6 separate regions of the Homo sapiens genome follow, and regions 1, 3, 4, 5 and 6 are each linked to region 2. A link is a loop called in an ENCODE intact Hi-C map of the cell type or tissue named here. Cell type or tissue: heart right ventricle. All regions are shown on one strand. Links, peaks and the distances in the headings refer to the core of each region. The heading gives the core; the rest is flanking DNA.

Region 1 (5,018 bases), core at 294-4,293, 360 kb after region 2:
TTTTGGGGATTGATTTCAAGAATCATCTGTTGCTGATAAGTCAGTGTGGCTTCTATTGCTGCAGAAGCAAGGAAGAAACTAGGCATATAGTGGAAGAAAATGCGCTTAATTAGAAACTGGTCCTCATTAGGGATTCTTAAAGGAAGTGCTCAATTTGCACCTATGTTAGCAGAGCCTCACACGGATTAATTAAAAGCTGCTACTCTCACCAGCAACACCCTTCATGGCTGGGTTGAATTGTTTGTAGCTGTCAACTCTGTGCCAAGGGCAACAAGGTTTGAATCTGAGTTCTTTGAAATGCAGGTTCTTTCACTCACTATGCAGAATCTAGGGATCCAGACTCTCAAGAGGCAAAGCTCTGGAAGAACAGGTGGAGTGAGTATCCCTCTGGCTTCTGCTCCCGCCAGATGATCACCATGCCTCTCAACTCTACACTCTTTTCCCTGCCTGTGCTCCAGTTCACACTCTCCACATCCCTGGGGCCAGGCTATACCTAGATCCTTCTGCTTGATCTCTCAGGCTCCGATGTTTCAACTCGTCATTCCCTAGGCTATTAACTTCAAGCCCTTAGATGGCATTCAAGCTCCTTGGTGACCTCTCTGCGTCCGTCTCCATCCCCATCTGCTTCCGTGAGCTTCATAGGCAAGCCACTCTCCATAGTTATATGTCCCTCAAATACCCAGCATCCCCATGCCATCATTTCAACCAGACTGTCCTTTTTCTTTTCCCACCTAAGGAAATTCTATTAGTTCTTCATGGCTGGGTTCAAATCCACCTCCTTCACTCTCCAGGAAGACTACATTATTCTTTTCCTAACACTCCTGAAGTGCTTGTCCTCTACAGCATTGCTGCACATATTTTGTTCTGTTCTTTATTACACTAGTCCATATGGCTTTACTCCCTGCTGAATTTAAACTCTTCAAGGGCTTGATCTCTGTCTTATTCATCTCTGTAACCTCACAGTACCTAATCAAGTTCTTTGAACAAAGCCAGTGTTGAAAAGTGTTTGTTGAATTGAGAACAGCAAGCCAGACTTTCTGATGGGCTAGAAAGATATACCTAGAAAGATAGAGCAGAGTAGCATTTCTAAAGATGGAAAGGACAAGCCTGGCTAAAATCATGCTCAAAGAAAGGTTTTCTTTTAGGGTCCTCATCACATCACAATAGCAAATTTTTAAAAAAAGAAAGGGCCGAGCACGTCAGTATAGTTACCGAGCGTACTTGTGTACTGGGCAAAGTACTGAGCGCAATAGAAAGTTACTAAAAGAAAGAACAGATGCTTTTTCTCCTTTAGAGCTGGTCCCTTTTCAAAATAAGGCCTCAAAGTGCATCCCATTATTAACCCTGAAATAGTGGGACACAAACGTCCAGATAGATATGTGCATGCCAATACGTGTTTAAAAATCTGGCGTCACACAGCACACTCCAGAGGAAGCCAAGCCTAAGAGACATGAACACAGTAACACGGTAGGGAGCCGTGTGATCCAGACTGTCCTAAGCAGAAGAGGCCCCGGGTGGAGAATTCTCACACTGACAGCCGCAGAGCCTGCCTTCCCCAGTGTACTGGTTTTCCCAGGGCATCAAACATTTTATTTAATAAGCTACATGTTTGAGTCACAAGCGTAGACTTGACACCCCTGTATGGTCAACTCCAGCTGTCGTTTGTTCTCCTCCCCTCTCTTCTGGCACAGTGGCTGGAACCTGTATCTGGTGTATCACAACGCTCCATTTCGCTGATCACACACAGCCAGAAGTGACAGTCGCTTCTCTCACTGCCAAGGACAGAGGAGACTCTGGCTGGACAGGAGAAATTCAGGTCGAACCAAGGCAAGTGAACGATGGAATTAAAAACGGCTGAGAAATCCCATAGACTTAGAATTACTCATATCTGCAGACTAGAGGGAAATGAGTTGGTCCTGATGACAAAACAACCCTTTCTTTTCTCTAGTCTGTTAAACTTCTATTTTCCCGTCAGACTGTTTTAACAATGCCCTCTACTGGGTATTTTCAAAACTGCAGGGTTCTGCAGGCCTGACCTGCTCTTGTTCTCCTTGAGTAATTCTTTCTGCAAGATGAACTGAACCCAAAGTTTTCTTCACATAAGCAAGATGTTACTGATGTATAGTTTCTTAAGAGCATAAAAAGTGGACCAGTGCATCCCCTGGAAGGAGGGCCTCTTGCCCTCTTGAGAGATTTCTTTGTAAAGGTGCATGAGGAATTGAAATCTCACCACCTCCTGAACTGGCCCAGAGCTGTCCTGGCATGGATGACACAGGGACCTTGACATGGGCTGATGGATTAAGAACAATGTTACATTTTCTGAACGCATCACTTTTCCAACAGCTCTTGATCTCACATGTGAGGCTCTTTCTCATCCCTGAAGGCTACTGACTTTTCCCTGGATATATTTGTATTGTGATTATTCTGCATATCTAAGAATTTCATCCCTTTCTAACCGCTCCTCTGCCAAAACAGAAACCAAAAAAAGCCAAAACATCACTCTGTGCTAGTTAGTTTCTTTGACCCCTCTTAAAGAAACTCTAAACAAAAAATCTGCGTCCAGTTATATCCAAGGGGGTGTTCTTACTGGGTATTCCCGTCAGAACCTCCCATCTGTCTATTTTGGTTCATTCTTTGCCATTATCATGTAACAAGTTCAAGATAATTGTGTTTCATCTCCAGTTATTATTCATAGTCCCTCTGCATGTTGAAGATTGCTGAGACAGCACAGAAAAATAGTAAAGCAACAGATGAGGTCTGTTTGCAAAAAATGTAGAACAATTCGAGGTGCAGGATGTTCTTCAAATTGTGATGGGGTGAGGTTTTGAAAAGTTCTTCGGATGGGCTAGTGTTTGTTTTCTCTCTCCCTCTCCCTCTCTTCCCCCCTCCCCTTTCCGCTTTCCCACTTCCTCTCTCCTCCTTCCTTCCTCCCCATCCATTTCTCTTAAATAGAAACAAAATTCCATATATTCTTAGAATCCATAGGATCCATATATTCTTAGAATCCATAGGATCCAGCATTGCATTTTATTTAAAAGCAAATGCCGACCAAGTAGTCAGTAGCACCCTTTCAGCTCCAATAGTTGGTGCTATATTCTGTACTCAGCAGTAGACTCATTTCATTATTTTGGAGTATGGACCTGAAGAAAATGAATATCAGACATGGGCTAAGCCAAGGCCAGTTAATAAATATTTTAGGCTTTGCAAACCGTATAGTCTCTGTAGCAACTATTCAACTCTGCTCTTATAGCACCAAAGTAGCCACAAATAATAGTAAACAAATGGGCATGGCTCTGTTCTAGTAAACTTACTTGTGGAAACGGGACAGGCTGAATTTGGCCCACAGACCCTCGTTTGCCAATCCCTGGGCTAAGCTATTGCAGGGGTACTGCTGATGGATATGCGGGCTGTGTCCTGTGTGACAGTGCCTAGCCAAGGGGGCAAGTGGGACCTGAAATACAACCCATGCTCTGCTTCTCCACGCCTTCCACCACAAGAGGTCCTTTTTGTAATTCAGACAGAGGTACCATTTGTTCACAGGCTGTCTCCAACCAGAATAAGCACATTTCCTAATGGATTAGGGTACTTAACATGGTTTGCATAAGTGGGAGGAAGAGGGACCTGATTTTCCTGTATTAGGATAAGGGTTACCTTTGATCCCAATGGCTGTTATTGAAATGACTAAAGCCACATGGTTCAAACATGGCTGCCTTAGCCCACATCTACAGACTGGGAGTAGGTGGTGGGAGCAATTCCAACAGAGATGTAGACTGGGAAAGTGCCCCAGGTAAGAGGAACCCCAAAGAAGGTGAGTTTATTGGTTAGGGGGCTTGTTGGATATTATTACCAAAGCCATAGTCCCTTTATGAAGTTTGTTCTGTCCAAAAATGTGATTTAGGCCACTGTATGAGTCCATTCTCACATTGCTGTAAAGAAATACCTAATGCTGGGTAATTTATAAAGAAACGAGGTTTAATTGGGCTCATGTTGCTGGAGGCTGTGCAGGAAGCATGGTGGCATCTGCTTGGCTTCTGGGGAGGCCTTGGGAAAACTTAGAATGGTGGCTGAAGGTGAAAGGAGGAGCAGCACTTCACATGGCCAGGGCAGGAGGGAGGGAGAGAGGGGAGCTATCACACACTGTTAAAGAACCAGATCTCGTGAGAACTCTATCATGAGAACAGCACCAAAGGGGTGGTGCTAAACCGTTCACGAAGGATCCACCACTATGATCCAATCACCTCTTACCAGGCCCTATCTCCAACATGGGGGATTACAACTAAAATGAGATTTGGGTGGGGACACATATCCAAACCATAGCAGCCACCACTCTCCATCTTAGAATGGTAGAATAATAAAATTAGGAGGAAACTTGGTATGCTTTTGCATGCATTTTAACATCAGAACCCTTTGTTCAGGCCGGGCGCGGTGGCTCACGCCTGTAATCCCAGCACTTTGGGAGGCCGAGGCGGGCGGATCACGAGGTCAGGAGATCGAGACCATCCCGGCTAAAACGGTGAAACCCCGTCTCTACTAAAAATACAAAAAATTAGCCGGGCGTAGTGGCGGGCGCCTGTAGTCCCAGCTACTTGGGAGGCTGAGGCAGGAGAATGGCGTGAACCCGGGAGGCGGAGCTTGCAGTGAGCCGAGATCCCGCCACTGCACTCCAGCCTGGGCGACAGAGCGAGACTCCGTCTCAAAAAAAAAAAAAAAAGAACCCTTTGTTCAAATAAAATCTTATCTAGAACTCCAGTATACGCAACTGTGAAAAAGGGAGAGTGCTCTGGTGCAGCTGGAGAGGAAAGACAAGGAGTGCCCTCAGTAACCCCCTCCCCAGATCCGGCTGGCCCAGAGAGAGCTGCTGAGACTCCCCCAGGACCCAGTTTGGAGCCACTGATCTCATCACTGCATAGGAGGGAGAGAGAGAGGGGAGATATGAAACAACGGAGGCAAAATGAAATAAAATAATCTTAGGTGACAACATTTTTTACCAGGTTTTGTTGGTATAAAACACCCTTTCC
Region 2 (5,018 bases), core at 362-4,361:
CTTAAATAGTTCAAGATTTGGCCAACAGGAACCCCTTCAAGCTGACTTCTGTCTTCTTTTGACATGTCTCCATAATTCTTTAAGTATTTTCTCATTTCCTTGCACAACAAATTATTCTAGTTTCATCCACTATACCAAGGAACTGTGGTTCCTTTCAGTGGAGGATGGTATTAAGAAACCAAGGTCTGAGTGTTAGGTGTGTTCATTGCTACTGGGGTGCCATTGCTTTTAGGCCTTCTCAGTCGACAAACCTAGGAAATATATCACCATATACACACACATATACACTTATATTTTTCTGTCTATCTATCTATAATCTCTTTGGATCCAAAATCATTTTACACCTTCATCTCCAACTTCAAGGCACATAGCTAGATCTCTTGCCTTTCTGTATTGGTAATTCCCTTCTCCAGCAGTGAGATGACTGGCTCCAATTTTCTTAATGTATTTACTTCTTTGCTCAATTCCCTAGCACATAAACCAATCTCTTGGCCATGTCAGCAAAAAATGTGTCCTGTCTCTATTACATACATATATATATAAAATACCCCCCACATACATACACATACATATGAAATCAGATATTTTATGTATAAGAAACCATACTACATAGATATATCAGGAATCCCATATAATACACAAAATGTATCAATATGAAAATACATATCTAATTCCTATAAATATCTGATTTCACATATTTTTTTTTAAAGAGAAGTACACAGTAAGGCTTTCTTCTGATGAGCCTGGAGCCTGCTGTTTATACTTCCACAGTATTATTCCTTCATGCTGTACTTGGCCCTCAAGGAGCTGCTAGCCTCAGAAATGCAGAGTTCCCACTGGGTGTGGTGGCTCAAGTCTGTAATCCCAGCACTTTGGGTGGCCAAGGCGGGTGGATCATCTGAGGTCAGGAATTTGAGACCAGCTTGGCCAACATGGTGAAACCCCATCTCTACTGAAAACACACAAAAAATTAGCTGGCAGGCACCTGTAATCCCAGCTACTTGGGAGGCTGAGGCAGGAGAATCGCTTGAACCTGGGAGGCGGAGGTTGCAGTGAGCGAAGATTGCACCACCACACTCCAGCCTGGGCAACAAGAAGGAAACTACGTCTCAAAAAAAAAAAAAAAAAAAAAAAAAAAAAAAAAAAAAAAAGCAGAGCTCCTCAAAGCGGAAGTTTCCCTAGTTGCTACCTTTCGCTCCATGTACAGCCTATTCTTTAACTGTGACAAACGGCCACAGCCAGCTCCACAACCGGCTTGAGCCAAGTATTGAGCCTGAGGAAAGAAAGATTTTATATTTCAGCTTTAATAAACAACTGGGACATCTGTTACAATTCTATTTTCCTCACTAGGCTGGGTATGGTTTCTCTTGGTTGCAGGTTTCCCCCCACCCCCCGCCTTTCTGTGTACTAAGCCTACCATAACACACATGTCTGCTTGTGTGTTATCCCATTCGACGTGAAGGCTTCAGGGCAGAGACTGCTTCCTTTATTATCCATTTCTAATGTTAGAAGAGGGTCTAACACAGAGCAGGTGCTATTTGTCTATTGAAGGAAAGAATGAATACATCCATTAATCAATGTAGAATGGCGGGAAAAGACACAATTTGGGAAGGAGACTTTACTCTTTAACTTCTGGACCCATGTGAATGAGGAGTCCAGGTCATCCATCGTTAAAGGCATTTAGGTATTTTATTTCAAGTATTTTTCCCCTTTTCTGGTGACATACTACAATTCAGGACTAAATCTCAAATTTATTCTTGATATTGATAGCATTGATATTGCACACAAATCCCACGGTTACCGTCCAGCACTAGTGATCTTGTCCTATTTCCACCTGCAGCTTTTTGAATCTAAGTACACATCGCATTTCAAAACTCCCACGTTAAAGAAAGGCATCAGTTCAAGTTACTTTCTCATTTTCTGTCTTCGACTTTTTTCTGCTTCCCCCAAGAATATCTGAGAGTTACTTTTCTCGAAAGTTCTTTTGTAGTGTTCCAGATAGGAATCATCCTGTAATATTCCAAATGCAGCGTGTGGTGTGCATGTTGAATACATAAAAATGACGAGGTTAGGAACAATATCGCTGACGGTCGCGGTGTCCCGTTTTAATTTAGAGGGCGCCAGCAACACGTCAGTGAGGGAGATTCAGAAGCCGCCGGGCACCTCACCCCGGGCCGGGAATCCCTAAGAGAACCTTGACGCCGCTGAAGTTTCCGGACCGGGCCAGTTTGGAATTGACGAAAGCAGCCTCCGCCCGGTCGAGCCAGTCTCTCGGTTTTCTCGGCGGCTTCTTGAGGATGAGGCATTTCTAGGTTTTCTCCTCCTCGAGCAAATCACGGTCTGCGCCTTCCGCGGCTCTGGGAACAGGTGAGCCGTGCGGCGGCGCCCGCGGGACGCGCTCAGGTGCCGGTCCCCGCCCGCCGGCCCCTCCCTGCAGCACGCGGTCCGGGCCCAGGTGCCGGGGCCCAGGTGCCGGCGCCCAGGTGCGCGGGGCACGGGGCTGCAGCTCCGCTCGGCATCCGACAGCGGGCGCCGCTGCAGCAGCTCGCGGGCCGCGGAGCTGAACGGCTTCGCGAGTTGGGGCAGCTCCTCGCGCTCGGCCCTGCTCGGCGGCGAGAGCTCCGCCTGGGCGCCGCGTTCCTACAGCCGCCGGAGCCGCCAGGCGCCGAGGGAACGGACAGACCTCCGCGCACCCTTGCCGACCGGGGCGGGCAGAGGCGGGCAAGCGGCGAACGCCTGGGAGCGCGGAGAGCCAGGCCAGCCCGGAGCGCGCCGGGGACACCCTGTGCGCCCCGAGTCCCGGCACCATGCGACCCGCCGCGCGTCCTCGCGGGCCCGGGGCTTCGCTCTTCGCTCGCTGAGCCCCTGCGCTCGCCACCACGGAAACTCGGAAAGAGGAGGCGAGGCTGTGGGGAGCGGCGCGGAGACGGACTAGACTTCCCCTCCGCCCCCAAGAGGCTGCCGGTCCCCGGTTCCCTGGGCTTCTCCAGCTTTATCATGAACCTGGCGCAAGGTTGGCTTTAGGAAAAATTCTGGAGCCAGAGGGAGAGTCAAGGCAATTCTTTGGTTGCTAAGGTAATTGTAGTTGTGATAAAAAATGGGCAAGAAACAAATGGGGGAAAAACATGGTTTAAAACAGTATCCTCCCTCCCCACCCCATTAATATGTGTTGATTTCATCTCCTGGGTGTGGGTGCTTGTCCATTTCAGATGCGTGACAGGTGCCCGTGTGTGTGTGTCTGCAGTTTGGGACTGTGGAAGCACGAGCTTACATAAGTGGTTAGGCAAGCTGGCGTGTGGACTTGTGTGGGATGGGTGCAGGTCTGCATATAAATCATGTTCCTGGGTTTCTGGGTGTGAAGCGCACACCGACGGGGACGAGAGCGCAGAGGATGGCGCTTTTAGATACTTCCAGTCTTCCGATGTTGTGATCGCAGGTAGGGCAGCTTTGCCTCTAATCAGGCGTTCATTAACTTTTTCCCTGAACAAGCTCGCCCATTTGTGGTTTGGAAGAAAAGAAAGCGAGTCTCCGCGGTGAGGTGTGGAGGGCAGGGGCGGGTGGGGAGGTTTGTTGTTTGGGAACTGCGCTAGCAAAGGAAGCGGTGGCTATTCGCTTGGAGAGGATGACAAATGAACTGGTTGCGTGAGGAGTGAAGAGACCGTGTTTACAGTCACCAGCAGGCTGCGTAAAGAAGTGGCCCAGTGAGACAGGGAAAGTGACCCAGAAAATTTAGTTTTGTTCAGAATGAAAGCTGCTGTATTTCATTTTTGTTTCTTAATTTGACGGAGTAGGAACGTTATTTTCCTTCTCTGTCATTGAGACCAGTAGCATTTCTATGTTACAAACTGAAGATATTTGGGGTCTCGTCGGCTTGGGATTATCAATGCTTGGGAGGTGAGTTCTGATCAATACCTTTAACAACCCCAAAGAAAAACGCAAAAATAATCAAGTTTAGGTAAAACTTCCACTGGACTTTCTTTCCAGGGAGGGTGAGAGATGGAAGAACTGGGCTTGTAAGTATCAAAATGGAGTTAGAGAATGAGCTACAAGTTTGTGTGTGTATGGTCTGTCAAAAAGTGTTAAGACTGAAAGGAAACTGTTAGGTTTAGTTAAATGTGTTGACAACACGGCTCTTACATATCAATTTTCATAGGCAAATAGGTAATTACATAGAGTGGGAACTGGGACTATGGTGGGAAACTTTCTGTAAGATGTATATTCTTTATTCTTAATTTATCACTTTTTCAATGGGTGGGACTACTCTGTGAAGGAAAGTAGAGGGCTGAGGGACATTTGGTGAGACTCTTGAGAGAGAAACCTTTGCAAGCCAAATCTCGCATGCTATAGATGATAAATTCTAAGTTCTTTGATATTGTACCACTCTTAAGCTAAATTGTCCTGTAAATATGATCTCATGCACCATAAACTATATATATGTAGAGAGAGTCTATTCCCAATAACTCATCCTTTCCTGAAAGAGTCTGCAAGTTCTATAAATGTCAGCTGTTGGGAGGTATTGTGATGAAGGAGAGAGGCCACCAGTGTTTCCTTTTATATATTTATTCTGGCAGATCTTAACTTTACTTCTGATTTTCTTTAAGGAATTTCAGTTAACATTCACTGAATTTATATTGCTGAGAGTTTCAGTAAAACAAGACTAGATTTTCTTTGAAGCAATAAATTCATCTTATCAAGTGAAACATTATGACAATGCTTTTGTGGCAGAAATGTTTATTTAAATGAGTCCATTTTAATTATTTATTTATTTTTGACTTGCAGAATAAGATCTGCAACATAGATGTTTTTGAAGTAAGTAGACGTTTCTTGAGAAAGAAAAATAAATTTAGGTTACTGTGGACAATTTGCCAGTAATTTTGGATGTCTCTTTGTCTACAGGGACATAATTTTGTGTGAAAGTAGAATCATTCCATTTCTTATGTCTCTCATCTTCTCCCATGCATTTTATCCCCTGAACTCCTAAGACTTTGCCAGGAATTGCTGAACATTCTGTTTCGTGC
Region 3 (5,018 bases), core at 366-4,365, 83 kb after region 2:
TCTGCTTGCTGTTATAAACAGTTCTGAAAACCAGATGCTGTTAGCCACACCATACATATCTGTGATGTTTCCTGACAAGATTCCTAAAAGTAGCACCTTCCTTTCATAGGTGAGGTTTTACCTCTACCTTTGTTGTCTGTCTCTAAGGCAAAGGCAATTTTGTGTAATGGTGAAGAACTCAGGACAGAATTTGAATTGTGCCTCAACCAGTTACTACTGTGTGACTCTGGGCTAGTTGTGAACCTCTCTATTCCTCATTTCCCCTCATCTGTAAACTGGGGGAAACACTAATACCAACATTGCTGGGTGGTTGTGAGCAAACAATAAACAAATAATAGTGTAAGCAAACAATAAATTTTAGCAATTGTTTATAAGGTATTTCTCTTGTCAAGTAAGCCAAGTTAATCATCTAATGGCTCCTATAAAATAAAGCATAGGGCCAGGTGCAGTGGCTCATGCTTGTAATCCCAGCACTTTGGGAGGCTGACGTGGGCGGATCACCTGAGGTCAGGAGTTTGAGACCAGCCTGACCAACATGGTGAAACCCCATCTCTACTAAAAATACAAAAATTAGCTGGGTGTGGTGGTACGTGCCTGTAATGCCAACTACTCGGGAGGTTGAGGCAGGAGAATCTCTTGAACCTGGGAGGTGGGGGTTGCAGTGAGCCAAGATCACGCCACTGCACTCCAGCCTAGGTGACAGAACAAGACTCCGTCTCCAAAAAAAAAAAAAAAAAAAAAAACAACAACAACCATAAAATAAAGCATAGTTATAGTATTCAGTAAGGTGAATGACACATTAATGACTCCATTTTCCATTTGATCAGTTCTTACATCCAGGAACCATGAACACAGCTATCTCAACATATGGTAGTTTATAGGGATAGTCTGTAATCTTGCAAATTTAAAAGGTAAATAGGAGTCCTTCAGTAGGCAGATTCATATATTGACAAATGAAGGAAGAATTAGTCTTGTTAGAAGAAACTTGCCATTTCGTTTGTGAACAATGTAGTTAATTTATCACAGGCTCAGTGAGGGCAAGGATGGAGCTATTTCACTTTACTATTTGTGTACAGATCCAGCTCTTGGGCCGTGGTAGGCACTCAGTGAATATTTGTGAAATACATAAATATTCATGAGCAAATATATCTATACTTTGTTGAATGTATTGCAATGTATGTTGTAAACATAATGAAGGCTTTGTGTGATGAACCGACAATTGACAATGAAATTATTGTCTGCAAAGTGGGCTGGGGCCTTCAGGCTTTTCTCCTGATTATAGATTCAGAAATAATGCAAGAGGCTGTTGCTCAAAGTGAATCCCTTACTCCGTGCTGGTCGTGTTCTTTAATTCATGTGCTGTTCCCTTGTGTGTGCTCAGTCCTTATTGCAGCTGCTGGGTCTGAGCTCACTGTGAAAATCGTGTTTCCTTTCTGCCGACCCATAGGGCTCAGTGTTTGATTAATAAGTTTCCCATTTTCTGAGAAAAATACCTAGGTAAATCCCCCTTGGACAGCACAAGGATCTGCAGTAATTTACAACCACCGTGTGAGCCTTGTGTTGAATGACATGCTCTTTGTAAGGATATGGCATAATTTATAATGCTGGCCCCAACGTCCACTCCTAGGGCGTTCTCAGTGCAGTGCCTTGACTCTGATATTGGATAATGTTGACAGTTAAGAGAGGAATGACTTTAGTTGCTGCTGCTGAATTAAAAAAGTCAGACACACAGTCTAAATGGATTTTGCTGTCTTCAAAGTAGTGACCTTGGGATAGATAGAACTCTTTGATGCTTCCATTGATGTTGCTATTGCCCCAAACATTTCCGGAATCCTTTAAAAATTACCTTTAAAGCATGTGGCACATTCTTGTGAATATTTTTGAGTCTAACAAATACTCATTCTTTGTATGAGGCTTTGATTTTTGGAAAGAGTGAAGAGTCACTGGCATCAAGTGCAACAACTGAGGTGGGTGATGAGGGCAGAGAGTGCTGGTTTTGTTTAGGGCAACATATGGTTTTAGAGGCCTTTTAATAATGTCATGAGACTTGAGCATTTGTTCTAAACATGATTTCCTTTTAAAATAATGTTTGAAATGATGAAATAGTCCAAGCCTACAGAACACAACATTACATGCCAGATAGGCACGTTCCCAGCATGGATGTTAAACAGATGTTAACGTGCTGTGTTTGTTTGCGTGTGTTCTTTCATCTTGCTCTCCTTCCCTGTTTTTTCTTTGAAAGACAGTGTTTTAGATATTCCTAAACACCCCCCGCTTCCCTCCATACCCGTCTGCCTTCTCCCCTTTTTCCATCAATATTCATACTTCTGCCAATGTTGCCATGCTTCATTCCCAGGTGTGCTTGTACCTTTTGAGGAAATGTTTAGAAATTTAAAGGAATTATCTTGTGTGTGTCCTTCTAACATTGTCTTTGAGGTTTATCCATGTTGATTTGTTTTAACTGCTGTTTTAGTCCATTTGTGTTGCTATAAAGGAATACCCGAGACTGGGTAATTAATAAAGAAAAGAAGTTCATTTGGTTCCTGGTTCTTCAGGCTGTACAGGAAGCATGGTGCCAGCATCTGCTTCTGCTGAGGGCTCCCAGCTGCTTCCACTCATGGAGGAAGGTGAGGGGAAACCAGTGTGAGCAGATCACATTTCAGGAGGGGAGGAGAGAAAGAGAGAGAAAGGGAGGTGCCAGGCTCCTTTCAACAACCAGCTCTTGAGGGAACTAGTGGAGTGAATTAACTCATTACTGCAAGGGCAGCACCAAGCCATTCATGAGGAATCCGCCATTATGGCCCAAACACCTCCCATCAGTTCCAACCTCCAACATTGGGGATCAAATTTCAACATGAGATTTGGAGAGGACAAGCAAACCAAACTATAGCAACTGCTCCATAGGATTCCAGTATATACGAATAAATCAAGAGTCTTCATCTGTTCACCTGAGAGAAAGTTCAGATGCTTTCACCTTTTTTGTTATTACAAATAGTGATACAGTAGTAACTGTGTGCATATCTATCTAGAAATATGTACTAGAGGTTGTCTAGAGCCAGTACTCAGAGGAAAAATGGCTAGGTTCTAGAACGTGCACATTTTAACTTAGTGGACATTACCAAATTGCTCTCCAAAGCAGTTGTAATTATGCTTCCATTGGTGGTTTCCCATATCCTCTTAGTTATCAGATTTTTAATTTTTGCTAATCCGATTGGCACAGAATTGTATCTCATTGTTTTATATTGCATTTCTCTGCGTTCTAGTGTGATTGAGTGTCTCTTCTGTACTCAGTGGCCGTCTGAGTTTCGTCTTTTGTGAATTGCCCATTTATATTCCTTGCTAGTCCTTCTATTGCCATTGGCCTTTTTATTAATGATTTATAAGAATCATTTATAATCTAGTATTCTTTGTCAGTTTAATGGGCCCCAAATATCTTTACTACTCTGTGGCTTATGTTTTGACTTTTTATGATGTCTCTAATTAAACAGCCGTGCTAAATTTTAATGTAATCATATTTATCCATTTCTCCTTTGTGGCTTGTACTTTTTTATGTGTTTTTAAAAAGAAATACTGCTCTATCCCAATGTCATAAGAATAATTTCCTATACATTCTTTTAAAGTTTTCAAATGTAGTGTTTCACAGACACTTAGAATTGATTTTTGTGTATATGTAACATTGGAATCCACTTTTATCTTTTTCCATATGGATGTCCAGTTGTCTCAGTTACATGTATCAAATCTTTTCCCACTGTCATACACCACATTCCCAAACACGTGTGACTGTGTGTGGCTTCTGTTCTTTATTTTATTTTTATGTTTATTTTTATTTTTTGAAACGGAGTCTCGCACTGTTCCCCAGGCTGGAGTGCAGTGGCTTGATCTCAGCTCACTGCAAGTGCTGCCTCGCGGGTTCACGCCATTCTCCTGCCTCAGCCTCCAGAGTAGCTGGGACTACAGGTGCCTGCCACCACGCCCGGCTAATTTTTTGTATTTTTAGTAGAGATGGGGTTTCACCGTGTTAGCCAGGATTGTCTCAATCTCCTGACCTCGTGATCCGCCCTCCTCGGCCTCCCAAAATGCTGGAATTACAGGCGTGAGCCACCGCGCCCGACTGTTCTTTGTTAATGGTGTGTTTGCTTACTCTGGCTCTACCCTATTTTAATTACCTTGGTCTTATAGGTTTGGGTAGTTTAAGTTTCACTTCAGTTTTCTTTTTTGGAATTTTTTTTGGCTATTCTAAGCTCATTATACTTTAAACTGTATTTTAGGAATGTGGAAGCCCTATTGGGCTTTTGTTGGAATTACTCAGATGGTTTACAGATAAATCGTAAGAATTTGCTCTCTTATCCTGGGTCTTCTCATCTACAACTATGGTATAGCTATGTTTATTTAGTTCTCTTTTTAGGTCTTTCAGTAGAATTTTGTAATTTTTGCCATACTTTTCTTACATATCTTTGTTAAATGTCTTTGTAAGTATCTCATTTCTTTCTTTCATTTGTTCCTTTTTTTGAGATAAGATCTCCCAGGCTGGAGTGCAGTGGTACAATCATAGCTAACTGCAGCCTCAACCCTCCTGGGCTCAAGTGACCCTTGTGCCACAGCTTCTTTCTAAGTAGCTGTGACTACAGGTGCTCACCACCACATCCAGCTGATTTAAATTTTTTTATCCCACATTTTTTGTTGCTGTCAATGATATCTTTTTATTGTATCTTTTCCTATTATTGCTGGTGTATAGGAATGTTATTTTTGTATATCTTGCTGAACTCATTAATTTTCATGGTTTAGATACTCATACATTATGCAGACAGATAAAATCTTTTAATAATAATGACAGGTCTTTTCCTTTTCATGTTATGTGGCATTCACTTCTTTTTCTTGTCTTGATGTACTGACTTGGACTTTCATGATATCACCTGTTTTTGTTAATAAAGTTTTATTGAAACACAGCCACATCCATGTTGTCTGTGGTACCATTGTATTATAACATCAGAGTTGAATAGTTGCAACAGAGACTACCT
Region 4 (5,018 bases), core at 587-4,586, 490 kb after region 2:
CCTAGAGAGAGAATGTCTCAAAACTCCTTGCATGGAAGGTGCCTGGAAATGTATTTATTCTCCTGTTGTTTATTCTCACCTCTCTTCATTCCTTTTTCTTTCTTCTGTCCTTGAATCGCAGCAGATAAAAAGACAAATCTGCTGAGAGGATGCATGTCACAAGTGGTCAGATGAATTACAGCCATAGCACCATATAGATAAGAGGCAAGGCTGGCGCCTGGGCAGGTCTGAGAGGGTCCAGGAGGACACACACCATATCAAATTGTGCAATTTAGCAAATGGCTGGTGGCAGACTGAAATGATAGTTAATCTGTTTTCCATGCACTAAAGGCTTTTGCCAAACTAAGATTTGCTGTGAAGACCCAAAGCTGGAGCCCACCCAGGGAGCGGGCTGCCTTGGATGCGTTTCCCAGCCTTCTACAGTGGATGCCAGTAAAACTAACTAGAGACATGAATGGGCACCAGGATAAACACAAGGGGATATTTTGTTCTTACCATTAGAGAAGGATACTGCTAACTGGCAAGAAGTCCCATGGTTGTTATCTTTTGATTAGTAGTAGTAAAAATACTATTTAAAGCTAGTAGCATTTTTTGAGAGCTTGCTTTACACTGGGTACTTTTTCAAGTGTCTTACAAGTATTCGCTCATTTTATCTGCACGGCAGCTGTATGAAGAGAATACTGTCATTATCTTCACTGCATAGGTGAGCAATGGAGGCACAGAGAAGTTCAGCAACTTGTCCAAGCTCTCATAGCTGGGAAGTGGCAGAGCCAGGCTTTGAACTCAGGCAGTCTGACTCAGAGTCCAAGACTGCCGGCCTGAATTGTAGGAGAGAGACAGTGCGGGTATACCAGGAACCAAATCCTATCGGCTGAACATCAGTGTTTAAGTCGAGCCCAGATGCTCTGCACAAAATACAATGTGTCTGTGCACATGTGACTGTTAATCAGCCATTTCCTTGGTTCCTGCTTTGTGCTGGCCACTGAGCTGGACCCTGTGGGATGGATAAATCAATGTCAGTCATGCCCCTGGAGACCTGGCTGTTGCAAAAAGGCTCCTGAAATCATCATAACCCAAAAGAGAAAAGGGCAGGTGCTGAAGAGAAGTATAGGTAAAGAGCAGCAAAATCATAAAGGAGGGGAGACTCTTTGCCTCTGTGGTATCAGGGAATGCTTCTCAGAGCGGGTGGCGTTTGCCCTGAGACTTGAAGTAGGAATTTAAAAACATAGAAATGCAGTGGAACGGGAAGAAGGACATTCTAGGTGGAGAGAAGTAGAGCAAAATGGTCCAATCTGCCCCCCTAAGGGTGTGAGACAGAGAAGTGGATGGGAAGGCCAGGAAGGCTGTCGCCATGTGGGCCGAACATGGGGAGGGAGGTGTTTGTCAGAATCAGAATGGACTCAGAGGGAAGCTGAGCTAAAAGCTTCAATTTACAGATGAAAGAAGAAAGAATTTGGATATGTGACTCACTCAGTGTACCAAGTTCGTGGCAGAAGTAAGTCTCAAACCCCAGGCTTGCCTCCAATTTTCTTTGCACTGATCTCCTGGCATAAACATGTGGCTAACAAGGGTCTCACAATGCCAGGAGGGTGTTACGTTTTTATAACCTGTTCTATTTGAGGGTCTCCAAAATTACATATTTGAAGTTAATATTAGCCAGATGCTAACTGTCTGCAGGCAAGAATAAGCACCCACTTTACATTGGGAGAAGCTAGAGATTTGGGAATCAGGATTTGCTGCAGATACTTTGAGGAATCTAGGCCTCTAATCCACAGTCTCCTAAATTCTGGAACTTCTGGCTTAATTACACTTTTTAATAACCAGTCATCATTGCTGCATAATTTGTGAGGTCTGGTATAGTATGATTCCTGTTCCCTTCAGCTAACCCTGCCCCCACCCCCATCCTTTAATAAACGTAAAACTTTTCTTTCCTGTGAATTCATTTTTTTCCCTTTTATCTTTTGGACCTTTGCAATTAACATATTAATATTTAATTCATATTACCTGAAGGTCCAAGAACACTTTTAAACTCATGAAAAACCTTCACTAGTAATTTAGCTGCTACCAAGGTATCCCTGAGCCCTCATTATTTGCCTCTGGAAAATGCCGTAAACGACATCTAACAGGCTTCAGCTCTGTACCTCTACAAATAAGAAATTAAGCAGTATTCAGAACGCCATTGATTATTAATTTAAAAGAAATCAAAAATCAATATCACATTCCTGTAACCTGGCAGTTTTTCTTAACTGAAGGCAGTTGCCTGCAGAAGCCTTGTGGCTTTCCAGAGCAACGGCGCCCCTTCGTGGTGATAATGTGAACTGCACCCCAGGCGTGATTGAAAATAAGGCAGAAAGGAATGCCGGCCTCGAGCAAGGACACCGGTTCATGCCCAAATCACTTCTGCTTTCAGCCAACAGACTGTTTCTGCCAAAAGATGGACGCAGCTAGATTTTTTTTTTTTTTGTACCGATAATCTGTCTTAAAACTTGGAGAGGATCTCTTTTCCCCTGTGAAGTCAGGAAAATGACAGCAAGCAGCATGGATTGGTTCGAATAATTTTCACCAGAAATGTGGGGTGAGGGGAAGGGATGGGACTGGAGTCAGAGCAGTGATCTGGCGGGATGGGGTGATGAGCCATACGGAGATGAGGTGTGGCGCCACGGGCTGGGAGTCAGGGATTATAGAGTGAGGGTGGGGTAGGATCTTCCTGGTCATCAAAACTATGAGAAATGTAATTATTTACATTTTAAACTAAGCCAAAGACTGTATTGAAATGTCTTACACCCAGAACAGAGAAGTGGTATCACCAAAGTTCAGAATTCCCAGCTCTAACGTGATGCCTTTGGGGACTGCCTCCCCACCCCAGGCTGACCTAACACACCCCTTTGAGAAAAGAGGATTTAGTTTCTCCTGACTGTGAATTGAATATGTGGGATGTGCCCCTCCAGGAGCTTCTAAAATCACCTCTGCTTTGACCTTGAGGGGCCGTGGTAGAGGGGAGACAGCACCGGCTTAGAAACCCCACGGCTCGGCTCTAGTCCCAGCATCAGTGGAGCACCAAGGGGAGAAAGTATTCATCACTGAGGTATTTTATGATATGTATATTGTTCCTGGGCAGTTGCACCCCTTATCGCCTGCACCCTGTGTACAGCTCCCCATTCCTCCTCCCTTGGAGGCCACTGTGCTATGTAACTTGCTGTGGGCTGCAAGAAAGACTGGGCTCCCGTTTCCTCTTCTGAAAGGCAGGAATCATGCTCCCGGCTGACCTCACAGAATCATTCCACAGATTAAATGGCGATATGGCTTGTCTGTGTTCACACTCAAATCCACATGTTGTGGGAGGGACCTGGTGGGTGGTAATTGAATCATGCGGGCAGGTCTTTCCCATGCTGTTCTTGTGATACAGAACAAACCTCATGAGATATGATGGTATCATAATGGGGGGAGGTTCCCCTGCACAAGCTCTCCCTTTGCCTGCTGCCATCTATGTAAGACATGACTTGCACCTCCTTGCCTTCTGCCATGATTGTGAGGCCTCCCCAGCCACGTGGAACTGTAAGTCCATTAAACCTCTTTCTTTTGTAAATTGCCCAGTCTTAGGTATGTCTTTATCAGCAGCATGAAAATGGACTAATACAAATGGGATGTAAAAATAAAATTCTTATATACTTAGAACGGCAATATGAGCTTTACATCTGAGTTATGCTATAATATCAATCAACATATATAATAATATAAAGTAGTATATTTATTATAAGTTATAATAACAGAGTGAGATAGCTTAGTAATTTCTTGTTAGTATCTGCAATCTTGGGGAAAACAAATCTAGAGAAATAAGTCCAAACTGGAGCTGCAGAGTCAAGTGGGCGAGAGAAAGAAGTCTCGCTTTTTTTGTTTTCCAGGAAAGCTCAGGTCCAGTTCAGCAGGCCAGCCCAAGAGACTGGGAGAGCCCTATGTACTCAGGAGAGCAGCCTCACCCCTCGTCCTTGTCCAAGATTGGGGAGTGGGTGCCCACAGCTTGTATGTGTCCCCATGAGAGTGGGTGTCATTATGAGGAGCATCAAAGGGCCAAGCACAGTGGTGACAGATGTGGGGGAATTTGCCATTCTGAGGGCAGAGGAGGTCAAACACAAGTGGACTCGCTTATTAAGCCCAGAAAGAGAACTGGGAGAGGAAGGCCAAGTGAGGATGGAGGCGGAGATCCAGGGCCCATCTGCAAGTCAAGGAGCACCGAGGATGCTCAGCAGCAGAGCCAGGAGAGGGCATGGAGCGGACTCGCTTGCAGAGCCTGTAGAAAGAACCAACTCTGCCGACACTTTGATTTTTAACTTCTGGCCTTCAGAACTGGGAGAGAATAAATTTCCATTGTTTTAACCCACAAAGGAAGAAAAAGACTATCAAGAGTAGAAGGGCCTGACAGGTGGCCACACGGCAGGTGAGTCAGAGAGTTGAGTCACGTGGGAGGTAGTTTAGAAAAGGATTTGTGAAGAGGGCCATCCCCTAGCAGCGTGTTGAATATAGTGAGGAATATGAGATGGAAAAGAATCTTTTTAGAGAACATGGGTGCCAGACATAGCCACAGACAAAGTCGTGAAATAGACAGAAATTTGTCCCATTTATGGAGACTGTGGTTTTCCACCCATATGTCCCCCCACCCCATGTCATGTTTACCTGGCCCTCAGGCTCACGCTGATGGCCCTGGGCTGCTTTTTTCCCCTCAAAAGCTGATGTCTGGTCTCTAATTATAAGATACAAGATGAGATGGAAATAATTGTTAACAATGTATTCATTCAACAATGGATTGTGTAAAAAAAAATGTGGTACACATACACCATGGAATACTACACAGCCATGAAAAGGATAAAGTCGTATTCTTCACAGCAACAGGAATGGAGCTGGAGGCCATTATCCTAAGCAAATTAAAGCAGAGGCACAAAACTCAATACTATGTGTTCTCACTTATAAGTGGGAGCTAAACATTGGGTCCTCATGGACACGAAGATAATAGTAACTGACAC
Region 5 (5,018 bases), core at 355-4,354, 250 kb after region 2:
GCTTCTTATAGGCAGAAACTGGACCTCATTCATCTTTTTATCTTTTACAGTGCTCTCGCAAATATTTATTGAATAAATAAATGACATAATTTATACAGTCTGTGAGGCTTACAAATACCTTCTTTAAGCTATTAGTAAAACAAAAGTACTGGCACAAAGTGATTTCTTGTTCATATAACAGAAGTATTTTACTTTCAAACACACACACACACACACACACACACACACACACACACACACAGAAAGAGGGAGAGAAAGAGAGAGAAGCCCAACCCAACAAACCACTTAAGGGAAACCATGAAAATGGTATCTTTGTTGAGAGTTAATGAGTTTATAGTTAATTTATGCTTTCCCTGGAATACATATTATACTCATTATGTACAAGTAAACTATGACTGTTTTTAAACCTATCACAGATATTCCAGATCTTAAAATGCTCTGTTTGAAATAAAAGGCAGAAGGGGGGACTTGGGCATATTCCCTTATAGTTATTCTTGTGTCTCTTATGGAATAGATGCAAAAAAGTCTAATTTGCCTTTCTGTCACTTGGCAAAGTTTATTATTTGCTTAAGCACAAGAAGATAAATGTTTTATCCTACTGGCAAAAAGTATTGTTTGCACAAATGTAAAATTCTGTTAAATGTATTTATATGTATTGTCTTAGTCAGGGTTCTCTAGAGGGACAGGACTAATAGGATAGATAGATGTACATATGAAAGGGAGTTTATTAAGGAGTATTGACTCACATCATCACAAGGTCAAGTCCCACAGTAGGCCATCTGCAAGCTGAGGAGCAAGGAAGCCAGTCCGAGTCCCAAAACCTCAAAAGTAGGGAAGCCAACAGTGTGCCCGAAGGCCCAAGAGCCCCTGGCAAACCACTGGTGTAAATCCAAGAGTCCAAAAGCCGAAGAACTTGGAGTCTGATGTTCAAGGGCAGGAAGCATCCAGCGTGGGAGAAAAATAAAGACCAGAAGACTCGGCAAGTCTAGTCCTTCCATGTTCTTCTGCTTGCTTTATTCTGGCTGTGCTGGCAGTTGATTAGATGGTGCCCACCCAGATTGAGAGTGGGTCTGCCTCTCCCAGTCCACTGACTCAAATGTTAATCTCCTTTGGCAAGAACCTCACAGACACCCCCAGTGACAATACTTTGCATTCTTCAATCTAATCAAGGTGACACTCAGTATTAACCATCACATGTATGTTTCTATTTGAGTGTTTCTGTAAATGACATGCTTTAGTTTTTGACAAGTCAAATCCTACCAAAATACCCTCATAGAAAACTCTTGATGAGAGTAATGGTTATATCCAAGTCCTCTCAATAACAAATTTATTTCAATCAATATTTAATATCACAAAATAACAGTATGACAAATGAAGGATAGAATGTGGTTAACTAGTGTAGAGTGTGAATTATTTGGACTGGATTGTGAAGTAGATGTAACTGATACTCATGGATGAACTTGCAGTAATTATAGATAATAAAAAATTACCAGCCAAGTGCTGTGGCTCATGCCTGTAATCCCAACACTTTGGGAGGCTGAGGTGAGCGGATTACTGAGCCCAGGAGTTCCAAACCAGCCTGGGCAACATGGGGAGACCCCATCTCTACAAAAAATGTAAAAAGCCAGGTGTGGTAGTGTGTACTTTTATGTAATCCCAGCTACTCAGGAGGCTGAAATTGGAGGATTGCTTGAGCTTGAGTCAAGGCCGCAATGAGCTCAGGCCACTGTACTTGAGCCTGGGTGACAAAGACCCTGTCTCAAAAAAAATTATAATTCGTACATAATTTTTTCACACATCAACCACTTTCCTAACAAGTCATTGATCCTCAAAATAATCCTGTGAGTATTATTCTCTTCTATGTAAATGGAGGAACTGAGTATCTAATAGGTGATTGCCATATCTAGGCAGCTGGCGTGGAGGGTGTTGAAGATTTGAGTCCGGTGCCTTTGACCCCAAAGCCTATGGCTGGAGATGCCTGCCAAGGCAAAACTGCCCTTACCAAAGCAGATTTTATCAGCTGATCCCATTTCTCTCTCACTAAACTGAGTCCATGAATCCTTCTCAATGTAGACAAAATCTGTCTGCTATCCTGACCTATGTTATTTCTAAGTGTATTTTGCTGGGCATTAACGCAGATGGAATACAGCCGAGTTTGCGTAAGTTCTGTATAGTACACCACCAAGCACCTTAACAGGAGCCTGCAAATTGCCCTTGAGGGAGGTAACTTTTAGCATCTGAGGCTTTGATGTGTTTATCTTCTCCAGGAATTTTGTTTTGCCTCCTTTGGGAGGGGAGAGGTCTTCTGCTAAGCATCTACTTCCTTTATTTCTTACTGCACAAGAACTTCGGTCTAATTGGCCAACTTTGAGTGTGCTGAGGTGACCTATTTCTGTCTGGGATAATAAAAACATTCCAGATGACTGACGCCTTTTACTGGGGACAATTTGACCTGATTCTAACCCTCCTGCTCTGCCTGCCAAGGAAGATGATTACTACAGGCCTTAGTACCGACCTCTATTTACTTCATCTACATTTTTTTTTTCATTTTCTTGCAAAAATAGCAGGCTTGTCCAAGTGCCTAGCTACTATGGCAATAAGTGCTATTTAAACAGATGCTGATGCCGAATACATGTGTCCCAGCTTAAATGAGTCAGTGGGAGCAGTTGTAGGATCTGATTGCATAAATGCATGGGAATAATGTCTGTCTCTGGGGCAACAGAACTTCTTTTGAGCCCTTGAGAGGACCAGTTCAGTTGCAGAAAGGCTGATGTAATGATCACACACCTTCAGGTGAAAGGGTCAGTTTCTCCCTGAATGGAAAGTGTCAAAAAATGGCCATTTAGACTTTCTGCTTTGTAACTAGAGCAAATGCCTCAAGAAAGAGAAAATGAACAGGAAAGCCCTCAAAAGCTTTAAAGGGCTTAGAAAATGTAAAGCCATTATTGTTGGTTATTCAAATATCCCTCTGATTCAAATAGATGCATTGATTTTTTAAAAAAATCTACAGTTAACATCAAGAAACTTGAGCCTCAGTAAATGAGCACTGCCTTATAGGATATTGCTGAATATGTCTTGAATAAGTTGAGAAAGCACTTGGCTGTGTATAACTACTCATGTAAAATGCTATTGGCACAAAGATGACATTTTTTTCAAAGATGCCTCTATCATGTGGCTACAAGTAGATTGTGCTGATTCTATTCCTCTACAAAGCTCAGGGTCACAGGTGGTCTATTAGTAGTTGTTGGTTGTTAGCTCTGCCATAAGAAGATGGCATGGTTCCTTAGGTTAGATGCATTCAGAGTTGGTGGTGGACTTGAGTGTCTACTTATGCGCAGAGATTTTCAGTCTTTTATTTCCATCTTGACAGTAGGCAGAGAAGCAGGGGACAGGCTTGAAATTTCAGTCAAATATCAATCCAGCATGAAGGAGGACACCCTGATTTTAAACACCCACTAATATTTCCTTGGAAAAAAAAAGAGCCTAACACATCTCTGGCTCCAGCTCTTCTCTCCTCCCCTCCCTTCCCTCAGCCCCCAATTCTCTTTTCTTTTCCTGTCTTCAGAATATGTGAAATGGGGGAAATCATAAAACAGTCAATCTTCATTATTCACAGTTTCCATATTTGTGAATTCACTACTTGCTAAAATGTCTTCGTAACGGCAAAATCAATGCTCACTGTGCTTTTGTGGTTATTTGCAGACATGTGTGGAACAGTGAAAAACTGGAGTTGTTCCCCATGCATGTTTCTAGTTGAAGTTAAACCAGGTGACAGCCCTTTTTGTTTCAGCCCTCATACTGTAAACAACTCTCCTTTTTGTGGTCAGCTTAGTGCCACATTTTAAAACATTTTTCTGCTTTTTTTTTTGGTGATTTTACTATTTGAAATGGTCCAAGGATAGTGCCAGCCTACTGTCCAGTGTTCCTAAGTGCAAGAAGGCTGTGATGTGCCTTGGGAAGAAATATGAGTGTTAGATAAGCTTCGTCCAGGCCTGAGTTGTAGTGCTGTTGCTGTGAGTCCAATGTTAGTGAATCAACAATATATACTCAATAAACAGTCTTTAAGTAGAAACACATGTTAAACAAAGTTATGTATTTATCAGTTGATGAAAATGTGACCAGAGGCTCACAGACACCTAGCCCTGTATCTCTCCCCAGAGCAATGCTTCAGTATTTGCTCAGAACCACCACAAGTAATGAGAACAGGCTAACCTACCCCTTGGAGTTGACGTGAGGATCTCATGAGCTAATGCCCCTAAAATGCATGGTGCCTTACAGTGTGCCCCATAGGTGCTAACTATAGCAGTTATCATCATCATCATCATCATCATCATCAATGAAAATACGGGAGAAGAAAAAATTACCAATAATCCCACTATTGTACCTCAACAACTCTCTTCATTTTGGGTATTCCCTTCAGTCATTGTTACGTTGCATTCACATCTTTGTATAACTGCATTAAACTGCATACAATTTTGAATATTTCTTTGCTACCATTCTGTCATGTGCATCACCCTGTGTTGCGACACAGCCTCCATTTCTGTGGTCTTCTTGATGGAAAGCGGTAAAAACTTTGTTCCTGGGCTCATGTAAGAGCAGCTCTCTTCAAGCATAGGGATGACTTCATTGCTCACGACACCAATGTGCCTTAAAATTCTGTGATTAATTGTAAAAAAGAACTCTCTCTGAACACTACAGAGAAAACTCTCACAGAGCAGAGAAATTTATTATGTGATCTTCTTCTCTCCAGAGGAAAATGGTGTGTTTTAAGTCAGAAGGTTTGGGTCATTATTCAATAGAACGAGGTGCTCGAGGGATTACAAAAGAAGAGTAACTCTAATCTTTGTGAGAGTGATGGCCTAATACAGGTGTTAGCAAACATTTCCCGTACAGGCTCAGATAGTAAATGTGTTAGACCTTGTGGGCCATATGATCTCCATTGCAGCCACTCAACTCTGCCATTGTAGCCAAAACTATGGATAATATTAATGGATAATATTAAACAATTGAGTGTGGCT
Region 6 (5,018 bases), core at 473-4,472, 69 kb after region 2:
GTTTCAGTCTTAGTGAGCCATGTGGTCTCTCTGCAGCCTTGCCATTGAAGTGTGGAAGCAGCCAGAGACCATACAGAAATGAGTGAGCATATTGTGTTCCAATAAAACTTTATTTATAAAATCAGGCCTGGCACAGTGTTTCACGTCTGTAATCCCAGCACTTTGGGAGGCTGAGGCAGGAGTGAGCTTGATTGTGCCACAGTTCTCCAGCCTGAGCAACAGAGTGTGAGACCCTATCTCTAAAAAATAATAATGATAAAGTTAGTTAATTAAATTAAAATGAGTGATGGGGCCTAAAGGCCACAGTTTATTGACCTCTGAGGTAAGCAAATCAATTCTCAATAATTATCGTAGGTTCTTTTTTACAGATGAGGGAATTAAAACCGGAGAGCGTCAGTCGAAGTGAAAATAAGTCCTGGTTATTTAGTTTTCAAAGTTCATGTTCTCCAGGAAATCCTGATGCTCAGCCTCTCCTCTTACAAGGCTTGTGATCTAAAAGAGGAGATAAAATATGTACTTTGTTGGTGCAGACCATGGTAAATGCTCCCGGGATGGTGCGGAATGCTTTTGCATACAAGGCATTTTTGACAGGAGAAATCAGAAGTATGATGGTGAAAGTAGTTTTAGCTAGATGTTGAAGAAAGGTATAACTCTAACAGGTGGAGATGGAGAAGGGAGGAGTCAAAAGAGCTGATAGGGTTTGGCTCTGTGTTCCTGCTCAAATCTCGTGTCAAATCATAACCTCAATGTTGGAGGTGGGGCCTGGTGGGAGGTGGTTGGATGGTGGGGGTGGATCCTTCATGAATGGTTTAGCACCGTCCCCTTGGTGCTATCCCCGCAATAGAGTTCTCATGAGCTCTGGTTGTTTAAAAGTGTGTAGCACTTCCCCTCTCTCTTTCTCGTGCTCTGGACATGTGAATTGCCTAGCTCCCCCTTCACCTTCCGCCATGATTGTAAGCTTCCTGAGGCCTCCCCAGCAGCTGAGCAGATGCTAGCATCATGCTTCCTGTACAGCCTGCAGTGCATGAGCCAATTAAACCTCTTTTTTTTTTTTTATAAATTACCCAGTATGAGGTATTTCTTTATAGCAGTATGAGAACTAATAGAGAATTTTTGATGGAGTCAAAAACTGCAAGAGAAGTTTAGGAAAACAGCTAGAAATGGAAACTCATCTGAACATTGTGACCTTCTATGGTGTTAGTGGAGATAAGACTGGATCAGGGAGAACCTTAGATAGTAGGATTAGGAATCCGAACTTGGAAAAGGGGAAGCACTGATAGTCTTCGAGCAGGGTTGTGATACACACATTACCTCAGGAAGAATTATCTGGTTTTGTTCTACAGAATTTTGTGTAAGTCAGAAGATACAGCCAGCAAGAATTCGCTCAGGCGGTTGTTGTAATATCTTTACATGAGGATGCAAAGGAAGAAGTGGACATGAGTCTTGGGCCATTCATGGGACAGGGCAACTTGTAAATGTAGGTGGAATAGAAGGATGGCTTTGATGGGAAGAGATGAAATGAATAACAATACTTGGGAAATTTGAGGAATGGGAGCTTGTTTTGTGGGTAAAGTAATGGGCCCCATCTTGGATATGAGGTGCTGAGGGGCAGAAACGGAAATATGGAGTAGGCGATTGGAAATGTTGGCTTCATCTTCAAGATGGGGTTGGTTGGGAGTCATCCCATACAGGTGGATAGAGAGCCAAGTAAGAGCTCAGCTCTCTGAGGGAGTGTGTACAGTGGAGGATGCCGGAAGGAGAACCCAGGAGACAAAGGTATTCCAGAACTGGGAGAGGGACAAGAGATAGGAAAATGTAGTAGGCAGGGTAGTGAGAGTGGCAGGATGGATGTTGTACCAGAGGAGTCAAGTTAGGGAGCTATTTCCAGAAAAAGAAAGAGCCAGGAATGTTGCATGCCACAGAAAGGTCAAGAAATACTCGAAAAACCACTGGATTTGGTGACCACATCTCAAGGTCATGGGCGACCCTGAGAGAGCTGTTTAGTGTGTGTTCTTCTCTTGAGGAGTTTCATATTGAAAGAAAAGAGGAGAGAAAATGGGAGATTGAAATTTGTGGCTTGTTTTAAAGTGGATTAATTCTTCAGTGCCAGAAGACCACAAAGAACTTGGTCTGAGAATATATCCTGATTTCTCCCCAAGACTTTTCTTAAGAAAAAGCAAGTTGAAAGAGGAACACCCTTTAGTTTCGTTCTCTCTTGATTTCAGGATTCGGTTTTTGGTCAGTTGTTTGTGTCTGACTCCACTTTTGGCCCTGTCGTGGGGCCGCTCCTGGCAACCTGGGAGGTCACGCACAAGTGTGTGCAGTTGTTAAGCAACTGCTCGCAGTCGCGGTGGCCCTGCTAAATTGGGAACATGTATTCGTCCCAGTCTGAGTCTTCATTCAGTGGGAAACAATGAGTCCCTGACTTTGAAATCTCAGAGGTTACACATTTGTGGAATATGAAATCAGTGTGTTGATGATTTTTCCTACCTCATAGAATTCTTTAAAAATAACACTGGAGAATTGCTATGCAATTCTGTGAAAATTTAGTTCTCTCTAGGGCCTTTTCTAGAAAAAACGTTATGCCCAAATCCCAAAAGGAACTGAGTATTTTATATCAATGCTTTCTAAGATAAATAAAAACAGAACACACACACACACACACACACACACACACACACACACACACACACACACAACGCAGCAACAACAGCAAAAGTCAATAAAACAACTCACCAAACTAACTCTAGAGTTTCAGATGGAAATGATGTTATCAGTCCAAATTAAAGACATATTCTCTTATTTTCTTTTACACCTTGGTTTGTGGCTTCCATAATACAATCATCTGAGTCTTGTATGGTTTCTGAAATGGATGCTAGAAGAGATAACTTGAATGAGTACTTTTCCCCTGGTGGAATTCTCTTCCTCATCTATATTTAAACAGTTGTTTTGCACCTAAAGGGCCCTAAGTTACGTTTCTCTGGAGATATTTAGAGATAAGAAGTGTTGTAAGTACTCTTTCACATTTGTGCAGAACTTTAGTCTTTGAAGTGTTTAGACATCCATTAATCTTTTTTTTTTTTTTTTTTTTTTTTTGAGACAGGGTTTCCCTCTGCTGCCCAGACTGGAATTCAGCAGTGCAATCTCAGCTCACTGCAACCTTTATCTCCTGGGCTCAAGTGATCCTCCCTCCTCAGCCTCCCAAGTAGCTGGCACTACAGGCCTGCACCACCATGCCTGGCTAATTTTTGTATTTTTTGTAGAGACAGGGTTTTGCCATGTCACCCAGGCTGGTCTCAAACAATCTACCCACCCTTGCCTCCAAAAGTGCTGGGATTACAGACGTGAGCCACTGTGCCCAGCATCCTTAATCTCATTCTACCTCACTTTCTGCCTATTGAGAGATAGGCACCCCAAGTAGGAAGTCCAAATGCTGATAAAGAAATTGGGATTCAGAGTGACTTACTAACTAGCCCCAGATCACACAGCTTATTAGAGGCAGATTCAGGGCTAAAGGTCAGATTTTCCAGCTGCAGATTTATTCTGCTTTGAGTGGCATTTTAGACATTAGTGTTTTCTTTAATCCTTAAGCATTTCAGTGTCTAAGGTTTGTATAACATCAGGTTGGTTTCTGGTAGTACGTTGATTGTGGAGAGGGCCCAGAAGCAGAAACCACAGTCTTTACATGATAGTTACTCTTATCTGAGGTTTGGCCTTTATTGAATGGAAGTCTCTTGTTAAAGAAGGGTATGCATTGAGGCAAGAGTCTTGCCAACTTTTCAAAAAAAAAATGGGAACCCCTGGGCTCCTTGGGGATGGCTAATGACAATGATTATGGAGGAGGCTGCAAATGTGAAGTACTTTATAAATCCTGGAGGTGTGGCAGTAGACTGTGTGTTTCTGGGGAGACAGATTTTTGCATACATTATCCTCTGGACACTTCTGCCTTTGGTGCATGCTTGTTTTTATAAAAAAGCTTGTTTTGTTCCTCCTGTAGAAATGAGCCTATCATCTAGAGTCATGGTGGTTTTCTGTATGTGTGAGCTTATGCTTCAGTTACACTGAACACTCGTACTACTGCAAAATCGAATTCAGTGACATTGCCAATATCTTCGCTCTCAGTAGTCTTTAAATATTCTTAGCCCTGGGAACTGGCCCAAGAAACTGCTTATTCTTTTCCCTGTATCACTTAGCATATAAATCCTGAATTACTGCTGACTGAAGATACATAAAGTACAAATCAATAAGTATTTTGTTTCTATATTTTGGAGAATGAGACAATGAGTGAAAGAGAACCCCTCAATGAGGGCTTTAAAATATTGTCATTGTTCTATGGATTAGTAGAGCTGCGGCTACTATTTTACTTACCCACTGGCCACCAGGTACTCACACTGCAGTGAAAGGATTCCTAAAAACATCTTTATTAAGATATTCACATACTATACAATCCACCCATGCAAAATTTACCATTCGACGTTGTTGGTATATTATTACTTTGTAAAAATCATGGCCCTATGCACAACATACAACTTGCCACTTTAATCATTCTTAATGTACGGTTCGGTGGCACTAATTATGCTCACAGTTTTGTGCAACTGTCACTGCTACCTATTTCCAAAACTTTTTCATCATCCCAAACAGAAACTGTGTACTTATTAATCAACACCTCCCCGTGAAAGAATTTTTAAACATACCTTGATTATTAGCTTTGGATGTATATAAAACCTTTAAGGAAGATTTTGTTTAGTCTGTTTTTTTTCAGGGAAAGTTTATTTTTTAAGGGGCAGTTCCATACAGTAGGTGACACAGGTTAGGTTCCTCCAGAAAGCAGCCTCTTATAGTAGCATGTGGGACATTGCCAGAGTCTCAGGAGCAACACTTCTAGGGGATGGGGGAAGGGATGGAGGGAGGACTGGGTAAAAGGAGAACGTGTACTGTGTTGTCATTGGAAGGCCTCACCCTACCCAGTGGAACTCTGGAACTGGCATTTCCCAAGTTGGGGCAACAGGGATGGATCT

What was found. Hi-C counts contacts between places; a loop is a spot of excess contacts. Peaks named below come from ENCODE experiments on the same cell type or tissue, not always from the same donor. Only the 100,000 strongest peaks of a DNase experiment are listed, where the experiment ranks them.
Region 1: it touches region 2 in a loop (17-fold over the local background); 46 of 110 quality-filtered maps call a loop at or near these places.
Region 3: it touches region 2 in a loop (2.1-fold over the local background); 12 of 110 quality-filtered maps call a loop at or near these places.
Region 4: it touches region 2 in a loop (6-fold over the local background); 25 of 110 quality-filtered maps call a loop at or near these places.
Region 5: a loop joins it to region 2, with 3.0 times the contacts of the local background. A loop is called at or near these places in 5 of 110 quality-filtered maps.
Region 6: a loop joins it to region 2, with 4 times the contacts of the local background. A loop is called at or near these places in 7 of 110 quality-filtered maps.

What each region holds. Positions count from the first base shown.
Region 1 is chr14:72,290,596-72,295,613 of GRCh38, forward strand. The region is part of intron 2 of RGS6 (regulator of G protein signaling 6); the gene reads left to right. Among named protein-coding and RNA genes, the nearest start is that of MIR7843, 220 kb to the right of the region's middle. In heart right ventricle, for the core only: CTCF peaks have their summits at 2,006 (motif pointing left) and 2,208; a DNase peak (open chromatin) is centred at 1,646; H3K4me3 peaks cover 508 bases; H3K27ac peaks cover 428 bases.
Region 2 is chr14:71,929,867-71,934,884 of GRCh38, forward strand. RGS6 (regulator of G protein signaling 6) reads left to right here and starts at 2,563. Exons shown (of 18, transcript NM_001204424.2): 1 at 2,563-3,075. LOC124903404 (translation initiation factor IF-2-like) reads left to right here and starts at 2,060. Exons shown (of 2, transcript XM_047432046.1): 1 at 2,060-2,159; 2 at 2,303-3,024. The coding sequence starts at 2,060. The coding sequence ends at 3,024. RefSeq lists silencers at 2,352-2,631, 2,652-2,811. In heart right ventricle, for the core only: CTCF peaks have their summits at 2,163, 2,484, 2,688 and 3,688; DNase peaks (open chromatin) are centred at 2,175 and 3,464; H3K4me3 peaks cover 2,512 bases; H3K27ac peaks cover 1,489 bases; H3K27me3 peaks cover 976 bases.
Region 3 is chr14:72,012,552-72,017,569 of GRCh38, forward strand. The region is part of intron 2 of RGS6 (regulator of G protein signaling 6); the gene reads left to right. Among named protein-coding and RNA genes, the nearest start is that of RGS6, 83 kb to the left of the region's middle. In heart right ventricle, for the core only: no CTCF peak of the experiment used is centred there; no DNase peak of the experiment used is centred there.
Region 4 is chr14:72,418,640-72,423,657 of GRCh38, forward strand. The region is part of intron 3 of RGS6 (regulator of G protein signaling 6); the gene reads left to right. LOC105370559 (a long non-coding RNA gene) reads right to left here and starts at 572. Exons shown (of 4, transcript XR_944018.3): 1 at 496-572. In heart right ventricle, for the core only: a CTCF peak has its summit at 2,294; a DNase peak (open chromatin) is centred at 2,302.
Region 5 is chr14:72,184,172-72,189,189 of GRCh38, forward strand. The region is part of intron 2 of RGS6 (regulator of G protein signaling 6); the gene reads left to right. Among named protein-coding and RNA genes, the nearest start is that of RGS6, 250 kb to the left of the region's middle. In heart right ventricle, for the core only: no CTCF peak of the experiment used is centred there; a DNase peak (open chromatin) is centred at 2,436; H3K27ac peaks cover 1,173 bases.
Region 6 is chr14:71,998,825-72,003,842 of GRCh38, forward strand. All of the region lies in intron 2 of RGS6 (regulator of G protein signaling 6), which reads left to right. Among named protein-coding and RNA genes, the nearest start is that of RGS6, 69 kb to the left of the region's middle. In heart right ventricle, for the core only: no CTCF peak of the experiment used is centred there; a DNase peak (open chromatin) is centred at 2,317; H3K27ac peaks cover 1,292 bases.